Linked DNA regions of Homo sapiens: region 2 is linked to region 1. A link is an interaction called in ENCODE POLR2A ChIA-PET data of the cell type or tissue named here. Cell type or tissue: GM12878. All regions are shown on one strand. Links, peaks and the distances in the headings refer to the core of each region. The heading gives the core; the rest is flanking DNA.

Region 1 (8,098 bases), core at 1,803-6,802:
AAAATCATGAACAGATATTTTATTATATTTTAGCTTTTTCTGGATCTATTGAAATTATCATATATTTTTCCCCTTTATTTTGTCAATCTGGTGATATACATTTCCTGATTTTTTTTTTTTTTTTTTTTGAGACGAGAGTCTTGCTCTGTTGCCCAGGTTGGAGTGCAATGGCACAATCTTGGCTCACTGCAACCTCCACCTCCTAGGTTCAAGCAATTCTCCTGCCTCAGCCTCCTGAGTAGCTGGGATTACAGGCACGCACCACCATGTCTGGCTAATTTTTGTATTTTTAGTAGAGACAGGGTTTCATCATGTTGGCCAGGCTGGTCTCGAACTCCTGACCTCGTGACCTGCCTCAGCCTCCCAAAGTGCTGGGATTACAGGTGTGAGCCACGGCACCCGGCCTCCTGATTTTTTTTTAATGGAGTGTTTTACAAATTTATGTGTTATCCTAGTGCAGGGGCCATGCTAATCTTCTCTGTATTGTTCCGATTTTAGTGTATGTGTTGCCGAAACAAGCATGATTTCCTGATTTTTAAATGTTAAAGAATTCTTGCATTCCTGGAATAAGTCTCACTTAGTCATGATGTATTATTCTTTTTACCTATTGCTGGATTTGACTTGCTAATGTTTTGTTGCAGTTTTCCCATCTCTGTCCACGAGAGATAGTAACCTCTACTTTTCATTTTTGTAATGCTTTTGTCAGGTTGTATATCAGAATTATGCTATCCTTCTCTAGTGAGTTAGAGTGTGTTCCTTTTTTCTTTCTTCACTGGAAGAGTTTGTGTAAGATTGGTTATTTTCTTTCTTAAATGTATGTTTTGAAGAACTTGCAAGTGAAGTCATCTGGGCCTGGAATGTTTTGGCTAGGAAAGGCATCTGGGAATCTTGATGTTTACTTTCTCTTTGTATTTTTTTTTCCTTAAGATGTTTGCAGTGGTCCAGAAGAAGGAGATTTCCTGTGAGATCTTTTCCAATCACTTCAAGGAGAATAAGGTGGAGATAGCAAATGCAATAACAAAGCCATTTCCTTTTCTTGAAAGCCTCAGAGACAATTCCTTTATCACTGAAAAAATGTATACTATAAGTGAAGTTTATTACGTCACCCACTGTAGTCCGGCCCCCACATTAATTTATATTTGGCATCCTGGATTCAAAGTTTAGTATATTGCTAACTGCCTGATAGGCCTTTTATGCCTTTTGTGGGAAGACCCTTTTCTGTTGGTTAATTATTGTATAAGGTAGAAGGTAATGGGGTAAACAGATGTCATTAAAGATGACACTTCTATTTCTTTTTCTTTTTTTTTTAGAGACAGCATCTCACTCGGTGGCCCAGGATGGAGTAAATTGGCACAATTATGGCTCACTGCAGCCTAGGTCTCCTGGGTACAAGCAAACCTCTCACCTCAGCCTCCCGGGTAGCTGGGAGATTACAGGTGCATGCCACCACATCTTTCTAATTTTTTTTTTTTTTTTGGTAGAGATGGGGTCTTGCTATGTTACTCAGGCTGGTCTCAAACTCCTAGCCTCAAGTGAACCTCCTACTTCAGCCTCCCAAAGTGTTGAGATTACAGGCGTGAGCCACCTTGCCTGGACAAGACACTCTATTTCTAACTGAAGCCCTGTTCTTTTTTTTTTTTTTTTTTTTTTTTTGAGACAGAGTCTTGCTCTGTCACCCAGGCTGGAGTGCAGTGGCACAATCTCAGCTCACTGCAATCTCTGCCTCCAGGGTTCAAGCAATTCTCCTGTCTCAGTCTCCCGAGTAGCTGGGACTACAGGCGCCCACCACCACGCCTGGCTAATTTTTGTATTTTTAGTAGTGACAGGGTTTCACCATATTGGTCAGGCCAGTGTTGAACTCCTGACCTCAGGTGATCCACCCGCCTTGGCCTCCCAAAGTGCTGGGATTACAGGCGTAAGCCACTGTGCCTGGCCACTCTGTTCTTTTGTAGCAAGTATTGGGGTGGGAGTGGATGGTAATGGTGACATGTCTGGAGTGAAATTGAAACGGATGTGCTCTACAAATATGTAGTGATTTATACAATATACAAGAATAAAACAAAATTAAGATAGCTAAGATGATGGAAGCAGTATTTCTTTGTAATGTCTATTTATGTCAGATGAAACCTCCAGAGAATTGTGCCATTATAATTGTTATCAAACAAATTTCTGCCTTGCTATTGTCTTGTCTAAAGTGTTTAAATTTTCTTGGGTAGTTCTGGAGCCTTGGAATTCAGGTGTTTTGAACAGTGCCCTGAGGTACAGAGAAGGAAGCCATGTCTTCAGTGTGTGATTGTACTCTTCCTGTTGTGTTCTTTATGGCAAGGGAAGAACCATCTCCCTATCTCTGGGAGCCTGTTCAGGACTTCTCATACCACAGGGGGAAGGTGGGGAGTGTGGGGGCAGTGACTGCTGCGCAGACAACAAAATCACCATAAGATTTATTCCCACGGCATCCTGGGCAGGATGAGAGCTCAAAAGACAAGAGGAAGGGTTGACTTGTTTTTCTAACGCAGTGGATCAAATATTTAAGGAGTTCTAGAATATTACATGAAAAATAGTAGCCTACACTGAGAACAATGGAAGTATTCTATGCAATTACATTGTCAATCTTTTTTTAACTTTAAAGCTATTATTTTGTATACTTTTACCATTGAATTTTTTAACAGTATTCTCAAGAAGCCCGTATAAACTCGATTCCTATACAGAGAGTTGTGTATCAGGTTCTCTGCCACCTGGAGAAGGTGTTTGATTGTTCAGTTCTGTCAGTCCTGTTCAGCAGGATTAACCTGAAGGAGTATCCCGATTTAATTGAGATTCATAAAAGCTTCAAAAAGGGTAATCAATTCTCTCCCCTGTCTTTTGGGGTCTAGGTCTGGTTTTCATTCTTTCACTTGGTCAGTCGCTCATTTAGCAAGTATTCATGAAATGCTCACATGCGGCCGGGCGCGGTGGCTCACACCTGTAATCCCAGCACTTTGGGAGGCCGAGGCGGGCGGATCACTTGAGGTCGGGAGCCTGACCAACATGGAGAAACTCCATCTCTACTAAAAATACAAAATTAGCCGGGCACGGTGGCACATGCCTGTAATCCCAGCTACTCGGGAGGCTGAGGCAGGAGAATCGCTTGAACCTGGGAGGCGGAGTTTGCAGTGAGCTGAGATCGCACCATTGCACTCCAGCCTGGGCAACAAAGAGTGAGACTCCTTTAAAAAAAAATAATAAAGAAATGCTTACATGTCCCAGGCCCTGTGCTAGGCGGTGTGAATATAACTAACCTGCGCCCTGGCCTCCTTTCGTTGGCAGTCTCTGAGGACCTTGGTCCAGGTGTCTCAGGACATTTCCCAGTGCTGCAATATTTGCTCCCTGATTGTAGACTTCAGAGAGTCCTCCCTTTGTTCCTTGGGTCTGGGCCACCCCTGGGGAAGTCTGTCTAGTTCCTCCACCATGTCCTCTCTCTTTGGGAGCCTCTCATCTTTCCAGACCCAATTTAGCCAAAACTCTGCTGTTTTCTAGCCCCACCTTTAAGGCTGTTGGGTTTCTCTTACCTAGAGGCATCTCTCTAGGATCTTAGCTCTTCTCCTCGGGAAATCCCTTTGTTTCTTCTGTAAGATTTGCACAGTTCACAGAGACATTCCACTTACAGAATTTGTATGGAGATAAGCTTTCACGCCTCTCTGATCATCTTGTTGGATGATTAATTATGGTTTACAATTTTTCTACTGCTCCATCATCCTTAAAACCTGAGAGGCTCATCATCTATAGGACTTCAGTGGTTTTGTGCTGTTATTTTCTTTCTTGGCTGCCTCAGAGGAAGAAACAAGCAACACCAAGTCACAAGCCACTGAGATTCAGAGTGACTGAAGGGCTAGGAGTTTCCCACTGAATTGTAAGAACACATGGTGCTTCGTTCATGTGGTCATGAGATGGAGTTCCTGGTCACTTGCTTGCAGGCCCTAATTAATTCTTTTCTTTGTTCAGTGCTCCCCTTTTCCCAGAAAAGGGATGGAAAAGAGACAACAAAAATGCCCAGCTTTCAACCAACCTGTAAACAAGGTAATAATGTCTGGACAAAAACTTTGTTTTCTGGTCTACTAAGAAGAAAAGGAGACAGGGAACCGAGGTCTGAGGGAAGACTGCACTGCTGGGGATGGTGGCAGAGCTGGTTGAGGGTCACTTTGTGTTGATTCCAAAGTGACCTGACTCCAGCTGGAATCCAAGAGCACTCTCAAGAGGTGGCAAAAACAGACTTTCCCCCCAGTAACCCGGAGGGTAGAATGAGGATCTGAGTGTGAATTACTAGTTTATAGGAGACCTTCAGTGAGAAGCGGTGAAGGGCTAAGAAGGATGTGCCTATGGCCAACAATGTCAAAGAAGATACTCTTGGTGATGCCAGAAGAAGGGGCCAATTTAAACGTGGACATGTTGTTCAGCAGCAGGAATATTCAAAGAGAAACTTAGTCATACAGAAAGACACAAAGAGGGAGTGACGCATATGCTGAGAAGAGGATGAGGGTATTTTGAGAGAGGGAGGAAGAAGGAGGGGAAATGAAAGACAGTCAAGGACAACAATAAAAATAACCGTATTATGAACAGCTCACTGTGATGGAATGCCTGCTCCGTGGCAGCTGTGGGTTTATTGCTCATGGCTGCCTTTGGAGATTAGTATTATTTATGTGCCCATTTTGCAGATTAGGAAACTGAAACCCAGAGGGACAATGTATGGGGTTGCGTAGGTCAGATGAGAAAAGATAAACCCAGAGCCTTTGTTGTTGTGTTTTTTGGGAGGGAAGGAGGTAAAATTCAGATGTTAACCATTTTAAAGTGTGGAATTCAGTGACACTTAGTATATTCACAATGTTGTACGACCTCCTGTCTCTAGTTTCAAAACGGGTTAATCATCCCAAATGGAAACCCTATGCCCATTAACCAATTATCTAATTTCCCTCTGCCCCTAATCCCTGGCAATCAGTAATCTACTTTCCGCCTCTACAAATTTGCCTACTCTGGACAGTTCATGAAAATGGAATCACACAATATGTGGCCTTCTGTGTCTGGGCTTCCTTCACTTAATAAGATGTTTCCAGGTTTTTGCCACGTGGTAACATGAATTAGTATCTCAAGTCCTTTTGATGGCTGAATAATATTCCATCATACATCTCTACCACATTTCGTTTATTCATTCATCAGTTAATGATGGGTTGTTTCTATCTTTCCGCTATTGTGACAGAAGTTACATTCTTCCTGTTACCCAGGGAATCTAATGGAAAAGATAGAAACAGAAACATGAAACAAAAATGGGGAAATACATGCAGAAAAAAAGATCCAGGGAAAAAAGAATACAAAGAGCTGGAAGAAGTGGAGGTGACCCAAACTCTGAGTCCTCATGGAAAGGCCAATGAGAAAGCATGAACAGATGTGGAGAGGGAGGGTGTTGTGTGAAAGGGGGTGGGCATGAGGCAACCAGGACTTCACAGGAACTGAGCTAAGGGCCCTGGGCAGGGTAGCTCTGGGAACAAAGGCAGTTCACTCTGCCATTGCCAGTTACCAGAATGTCTCATGGAGGACACTCAGCAGGGTTGTCTGGCCTAGGCCCTCTCAGCCAAGGGTGCAGTGACCCAGTCCCCCACTCTCAGGGCTGGAGTCTGACTTCAAGAATCAGGCGGGGCTGGGCGCGGTGGCTCACGTCTGTAATCCCAGCACTCTGGGAGGCTGAGGTGGGCAGATCGCTTGAGGCCAGGAGTTCAAGACCAGCCTGGCCGACATGGCGAAAACCCATCTCTACAAAAAAAAAAAATATAAAAATTATCCATGCTTGATGGCACGTGCCTGAAGTCCCAGCTACTTGGGAGGCTGAGGCATGAGAATCGCTTGAACCCAGGAGGTGGATGTTGCAGTGAGCTGAGATTGCGCCACTTCACCCCACCCTGGGTGACAGAGTGAGATTCTGTCTCAAAAAAAAAAAAAAAAAAAAAAAAGATCAGGCAGCATCTGCCAGCTCCAGATGGTGAAAACTCTCTCTCTCTCTCTCTCTCTATGTATGTATGTATGTATGTGTGTGTGTATATATATATATTTATTTATTTATTTATTTTTTTGAGACGGAGTCCCGCTGTCGCCCAGGCTGGAGTGCAGTGGCGCAATCTCGGCTCACTGCAGGCTCCGCCCCCCGGGGTTCACGCCATTCTCCTGCCTCAGCCTCCCGAGTAGCTGGGACTACTGGCGCCCGCCACCTTGCCTGGCTAATTTTTTGTATTTTTAGTAGAGACGGGGTTTCACCATGTTAGCCAGGATGGTCTTGATCTCCTGACCTCGTGATCCGCCCACCTCGGCCTCCCAAAGTGCTGGGATTACAGGTGTGAGCCACTGCGCCCGGCCTCTATATGTATTTTTTAAAGACAGAGCCTCCCTCTGTTGCCCAGGCTGGAGTGCAGTAGCACAGTCATAACTCACTGCAGCGGTGAACTCCTGGCCTGAAGCGATCCTCTCATCTCAGCCCCCCAGTAGCTGAGACCATAGGCATGTACCACCACGCCCAGCTAATTTTTAATTTTTTTGTAGAGATAGGGTCTCACTATATTGCCCAGGCTGGTCTTGAACTCCTGGGCTCAAACGATCCTCCTGCCTCAGCCTCCCAAAGTGCTGGGATTACAGGCTTGAGCCACTGCACCTGGCTGTGAAGACCCTTTTCAAAGCTTGACCTGGACATGCTCAGATTCCTCATCTTTTGTTGGTGTGTTCCTCTTGATTGTGCTGTGATCCTCTGCTGTTCTTGCGCCATTCTGGAACATGCTGGGGGTAAGGGAAGAGAGGGTTGCCTCTGTGTTTATGATTGCCCTGAATTTTTAGTGTTTGCATTTGCAGTGTCTCCAAGTTCAGGATTTAAATAATAAGTCCTTATCCTCCAGGTTGCCTGGGAGGACTTCTTCCTCTTACAACCCTTAAGCACGCTTGCTACTGGTTCCTGCTGGTGCTGAGCCTGCTCGTTTTACCCATGTGTCTGCTTCACAGTTTTTCTGCCTGCATCTACTTGAATCTGGCTGCTGCCTTGGTGCTTTGAGCTTACATCCAGTGATGGCCTGTGCTGTGGTGGCTGGAGGGAAATGATGGGCATGTTCCTTCTGTGGGATAGGCTTTCTTCCCTGTTGGGTCCTTCACATAGGACCATGGCACCACTGTGCCTCCCATACAAACCCTCACCCATCATTCCTGGGGCAGGCAGCTAGGAGCTACCTTTCAGGTGCCAGATGGGCCTCTTCAAAAACCCTTCAGTACTTTTGTGCCATAACTAGCTTCTGTTTCTAGATTCTCAGTCATCTTCTTGTTTCTATTTTTCCTAATGTCCCTCATCCTTAGACCATAATGTCCATAACAAATTTTATTTCTTTGTTCAGTGTTTTATGATCACTTTTTCTGAAATGACATAGAAGAAATATAAGAGAACCCTCAGAGCTGTGGAAGGTCATTCTGATGTCATTGACAATCGGGATACATGATCAAAAAGGATATTTGATTAATTTATTAATGCATTTAAATAAAAACTTTAGGTTTTGATTTATGATGTCACAGTGCCATATTTATGAAATCATAATGTCATCTAGGGGCCATCCATTCTGGAACCAGAACAGAAACCTCTGAGCCTGTCTAGGATGTGAAGTCAACATATATAAAGCCAGAATGTTCTATCCTTGGCCCAGGTGATGCTCTTGGAACACAGCAAGCAAACACATGCACCCAAGTAGGTAAGGCTGATGATGGCCAGGTGTTTGCATGGGTGACTAGTGGTAGGCGTCTGTAGCACACACAGAAGGGGGAAGGCAGTGCTGTGTCACATGCTCAGTATCTAAGGGGAGACCCCAAGGAGTCCTGAATGACAGTAGAAAGATAGACCAATGTCCACTGCAGGCAGACATTGACGTAATGGAAAGGTATGTCTTTTAGTTGCTGTGAGGAAGACAGAAAAAGACACGGAGACACAGAGAGAACAGGACTGGAGCCTGATATGTAGGTTGGAAGAGATGTAGAAGGAGAGAGTTGGGAAGGGAAAATGGAGAATGAGGAATGCATTCTCCTGCAGCATTGCTGGAGAGGAGAGAGA
Region 2 (5,000 bases), core at 1-5,000, 180 kb after region 1:
CACTTATCTGGTTTCACATTTCACCCTTCCTGGACCAGGATCCACTCCCAGACACAATCTCCTTGCTCCTGCTGATGCACGCTGGCCAGTCCTACAGCTCCTTCGGAGGATAAATGCTCTCTTCATTTGCTGCCCTCCCCATGATTGTTCACTTTCATTGTCCTGAGCGGTCTCTATACAGTCTTCATTCTAGAAAAATCGGGAGTTGGGTGGGGGTGGTAGCTCTCTCTTCCAACAAGGGGCAGAAAGACTTTTCTGCAAACCCAGTAGGTTCAGGGGGCATCTGGAGTTCAAAGTTCTCATGTACATCTACCTAGATAGCCCCATGCTGAGTTTGAAGGCCTTGACTTTGGCATAAGAGACCATCCTGAGCTTAGAATTCAGTGTTCTCTGAAGTTCTGCGATTCATAAAATCAGGTCTGTACCAGACCTTCCTTGCTGTCTGCCTTCCAGCTCCAGGTATGAGGGTCTCTTCTCTTTAGGTTGGTAATGAATAGATCTAAGCCTGTCATTTACTCTTTTCAAGACATTAATGGCACTTAGTAATACCCACCAAAACCCATATTTCTTATAGTTACTTTTCCTCACTTCTTAAATGCCAGACAATTGTACCAGCTATTTTAGTACATAGCTGTACTAAAATAGCTTGACCTGCAGCTCATCCAATTTACTACAGGTGAAAATTTGGGCAACTGCTCAGTGATAGCACTTCTGGGACTATCCATATTCCACCCAGCATCACTGGGCTAGACAGTGATCCAACTCCAGAATCCTGTCCTCAGAGCTCGCTTCCTGGGGCCATTACTTTAGGTTGCATTCCCCAGAAGCACATTCTGGGATGAAGTCCATTAAGCAAGAGATTGATGGTGAGGGTTTGCTCAGAAGGGAGTGGGGGAAGCTCATCATGTGGGCAAAAGCTAAGCCACGATGTGGCCACAGCTGGAGACTAGCTCCAGCCTGATACCTGGGAGCACAGAGTAGCCACACACCACACCCTTGGTCCTGCTTTGAGGCAAAGGGGCCGGCCTCAGGCCACGGGGCGTCACTTCCAGGTGAAGCTGATTCCATTTAACGAAGGGTAATACTCTGGGGACTGCTGGCATCAGCAGCCACCACTCAGCAGCTGGGGATGAAAAGACCTGGTCAGAAGAGGAGATGGTGCCAGGATGCCAACCGCTTTGCAGGGGAGGGAAAAATGGCTTCCCTCTACCCTGCTAGGTTCTTTGGCTGAGCTACGAATGAATTAAATTGACATAAGTAGATTGACAGGAGGAAAAAAAATTTAATAATATATGTTTGCACAGGAGTTCCACGAAATATGAGACTCCAAGAAGGGTCAGATGATTGACACTCATACACCATCGTGAGCTATCGAAAAGAACGGCAGTTTGGGAGTTCTGCAGGGAGTTGACCACAGAAGTGGGAGAGTGAAGGGAAGAAGTGTGTCGTGAATAAAGCTTGGCTGGTTTTCAGATAAAAGGTCTTGCGAGTGGCCAGGTGTGGTGGCTCACTCCTGTCACGTCCCAGCACTTTGGGAGGCCAAGGCGGGCGGCTCATGAGGTCAGGAGTTCGAGACCAGCCTGGCCAACATAGTGAAACCCCGTCTCTACTAAAAATGCAAAAAATTAGCTGGGCATGGTGGCAGGCACTGTAATCCCAGCTACTTGGGAGGCTGAGACAGGAGAATCACTTGAATCCGGGAGGCAGAGGTTGCAGTGAGCTGAGATCGCGCCATTGCATTCCAATCCCGGGTGACTGTGTGAGACTCCATCTCAAAAAAAAAACGGAGGAAAAAGGTCTTGTGAGTAATAAATGTTGTCTGGAGCAGACCTCAGGAGAAGAGGTGAGAGTCTGTCTGTGCTGGTATCACCTCCAATCTCCTTCCCTGTGATCTCAGTTCCTCTTCCCTGGTTGATGAGATTCTTGGGGATGGGATTCATGATGATCAAATTTCTTTTGAGGATTTGTTTTTGGGCAGATGAGGGAGGCTCAGAGAAAAGCCTCTCCCTGCATGTGCTATTTCCCAAGTGCTCTCAGTTTGAAGTCAGTGGCAACCAGTAGCATATTTCCTGAAGGCCTTCAGCATCCACTAAACCAGTCAACTGTTCCCATTTGTTTCCTGAATAGCAAACACTTCCTTGAAATCCTTCTCAAATTCAGCCTCCAGTCTAAGTCCCATTTGGCCAAAATCCTTATACTGGAAAAAAGTAATAAAGACAAAAACGATGTTCCTTATCATTAGTGTCATTAGATACCTTTCAACTGAGAATGATCAGGACTCTTGTCTTTAAAAAATAAAAACTGTAAGTTGACAATTTATAATGGTATGTATTTTGGAGTACAAAGCAGTGTTGTGATTTATGACTGCTATGTGGAATAATTAAATCAAACTAATTAACATATTCATCATCTCAAAGAGCCATCATTTTTTGTGGTGAGAACATTTGATATTTACTCTCTTAACAATGTTGAAGTGTGAAATACACTATTATTAAGTAGGACTCTTATCTTAAACACCCTAAGTAACATTAACCAGATTAAACTTGAAAACTCATGCAGCTAAGAGTAACTTCCGTTTCTCACCAGCATGATCCTTTCTTATTAACAGGGCAGAAAAGTGAAATCATTTCCACAGTTGGGATTATTACTTTTTTGCCTTTGGTTGCTTATTTCAGTGGGTTAGAAAAGCAATCTAGGTTCTTTCAACAATTCAGATAGTGGAAGGGTATAAGGTAAGATCACTGATCTGTTCCTTTCTCTGTCACTTCTACTCCTTGCTGGCAATCCTTGTTGGGATATGGTCTATTCACATGCAAAGAATCTGGAGTTTGGGATTTCTGGGATTGGGAGCAGATAAGAAGCACAATACCACTTTAAGATGAAATTCTCTTCTCTTTATATGCTGCAGCAGGCAGGACTCAATTGCTCTCTCTGAGCTCCTGTCTCCTCTGGGGCAGGTGGGGGAGGAGCTCTCAGAGACCTGGGGTTCTGGTTGCAGGGACACCTTTTGATTCAATGTTTCTTTGCTAAGAAGAGCTTAAGTTCTGAACTGAAACCAATCAATCACTTCCAGAACCCTTGCTCGTGCAAGCTTATTACAGGATGAGGGAAACTAAATTTTTCTAGGCACCAGAAAATGAGGGGAAGGATGGAAAGAAATGAAATGGAAGCAGGAAGAGCCACCTACCTTGTAAGAGGCCCTGTGGTTCTGGAAGATGAGGCGCATGTCTTGTACAAACCCCTCCACTTGGGGGTAACCGTGCTCATTCAGCCTTTTCTTGATTTTATCCAACCACATGGGCTCCTTCAGGCCTTGACACGCCTCTCTAATCTGGTGACAAATATACCAATGGAAAAGCTACCAGCATAGTTCAGTGTCTACCTTCTGTGGATTCCCATAAAATCCAGCAGAAATACAACAAGGTGAAGGCAACTAATGACAGCGTGTGCTCTTGCCCCGTGGGATTAAGATCACAAATCTCACGAGGGCCCATTTCAGGGTCAGGTAATGTCATGGCAGCCTGTAATCATGGGTTGCTGTTGTTACTTACATAATAATAGTATGGAATCTTGGCAAAAAAGGAGCTCTCAGAACAGCAATAGACTTTCAAGAGGAGGAACTCACATTTCTGCAAAAGAAAGAGGCCGTAAATGAAAAGCAGCTTGGAGAGAATGAGCCCACATGCATGAGACACAGCACACGACTCACACCCTTCTTCCTCAAGTTTCTCTAACATGTGTGGCTCTTGGAAACAGACATGTCATGGCTGAGTTATTTTTTGTGCAAACAAGGTGTGGTGTTCTATCAGTGCCATTGAAGTGTGGCGCGGAAGAGCAGGCTCCTTTCAGTACATTCCCCTGCCCTTGCGCTTGTTCATGGTTCTCACGTGTGAGGGGAAAGGAGAAGGCTTGGGGTTTGCATCTGATTTACCAACTGTTCCTCAGGACACATCTGCCTCTCCAGGACCTCAGATTCCTGACAACACTGTTGGCTTCCCGGAGACTCCTTCATCCTGCAGAAGATGCAATTCCACGGGGTCCTGAGAGATTGGACATGGGTGAGCAGAGGGCAGGGAGCTTGGAAATGGCCACCGTTCCTGTGGCTACCACTGTCTTCCTTCAGGAATGGCTGATGGGCTCAGTCATGGGAGGGAGGGGAACACCTCCCAGAGTATCCAAGAACTGCACATGGGGTCTCCAGCCACTGGCCTTTCCCTCGCATCAGTGGTAGCAGCAGGAGGGAAGCCTCAGGAAGGTGGTGTCACCGTGAGTGGGGACTATCCTTTCCCTGTCTGAGCTGCTGGGAGCACAAGGAGTCCTGCCTGCCAGGCCTGTGTGTCAGAAACTGGGCTTTCAACTCCAGGGACGTCAGGCCTCCATCCGCCTAAGACCGTGCTTCCTGTCTTGTATGAATAAGCACAAAATATAAACAACTGGTGTTTTTTTTCCTCAACCCCCTGGGACAGGAGACCCTACTGCAAAACTTCAAGGAAAGGACAATACCAGTATGTAGGCAAAGGTCCCCAACACTGGCCTCAGCATATCAGAGGAGGTGTCCCTGAGAGCACAGAGAGCATTTACCTCCTGCTGCCAGCGTCTCCCACTGCTCTCTGGATCACACTGCTGGGTCCCAGTACCCGATGAACCTGCTCCTTCCCCATCTAGACACAAGCAGACATTCTGCTGGAGAGTGCGCATGGCAGGTGGAAGGTCCCTTAAAGGATGAAAGAGAGGTGCCTGCATGTCACTTACTTCTCACTTTCCACAGGTGGGATGTGGCAGTCCTCATGGAAGACTCTTGAACAAGTGTCGCAACAGAACAGCTCCCCTCCGTCCCGGCACACCTCACACTCATCCAAGTTTCTCATCTAGAAGGTAAAACAGTGTCCACGTCACTGGGAATCACAAGATTCAGGAAGGCCACCCCTCTGGGCATCTAGAACACACTGCTTATGTGTGAGCCTGTATAGACAGGCATATGCTTCTCCCTGGGATATGAA

Evidence for each region. ChIA-PET counts read pairs that join two places held together with the same protein. Peaks named below come from ENCODE experiments on the same cell type or tissue, not always from the same donor. Only the 100,000 strongest peaks of a DNase experiment are listed, where the experiment ranks them.
Region 2: POLR2A ChIA-PET joins it to region 1 with 5 read pairs; 3 of 35 experiments call an interaction of 5 or more read pairs at or near these places.

What each region holds. Positions count from the first base shown.
Region 1 is chr2:230,579,545-230,587,642 of GRCh38, reverse strand. LOC112268431 (a long non-coding RNA gene) reads left to right here. Exons shown (of 5, transcript XR_002959453.2): 2 at 7,602-7,742. It also overlaps the pseudogene RNU6-451P. Among named protein-coding and RNA genes, the nearest start is that of LINC01907, 120 kb to the left of the region's middle. RefSeq lists enhancers at 3,290-3,429, 4,550-4,769. In GM12878, for the core only: no CTCF peak of the experiment used is centred there; DNase peaks (open chromatin) are centred at 3,812 and 4,482; H3K4me3 peaks cover 1,937 bases; H3K27ac peaks cover 3,423 bases.
Region 2 is chr2:230,399,995-230,404,994 of GRCh38, reverse strand. It overlaps SP140L (SP140 nuclear body protein like), which reads right to left. Exons shown (of 19, transcript NM_138402.6): 15 at 4,753-4,868; 16 at 3,932-4,040; 17 at 3,552-3,629; 18 at 3,188-3,331; 19 at 1,263-2,197. The coding sequence ends at 2,099. It overlaps LOC105373925 (a long non-coding RNA gene), which reads left to right and starts at 3,972. Exons shown (of 4, transcript XR_001739922.2): 1 at 3,972-4,058; 2 at 4,769-4,875. In GM12878, for the core only: no CTCF peak of the experiment used is centred there; no DNase peak of the experiment used is centred there.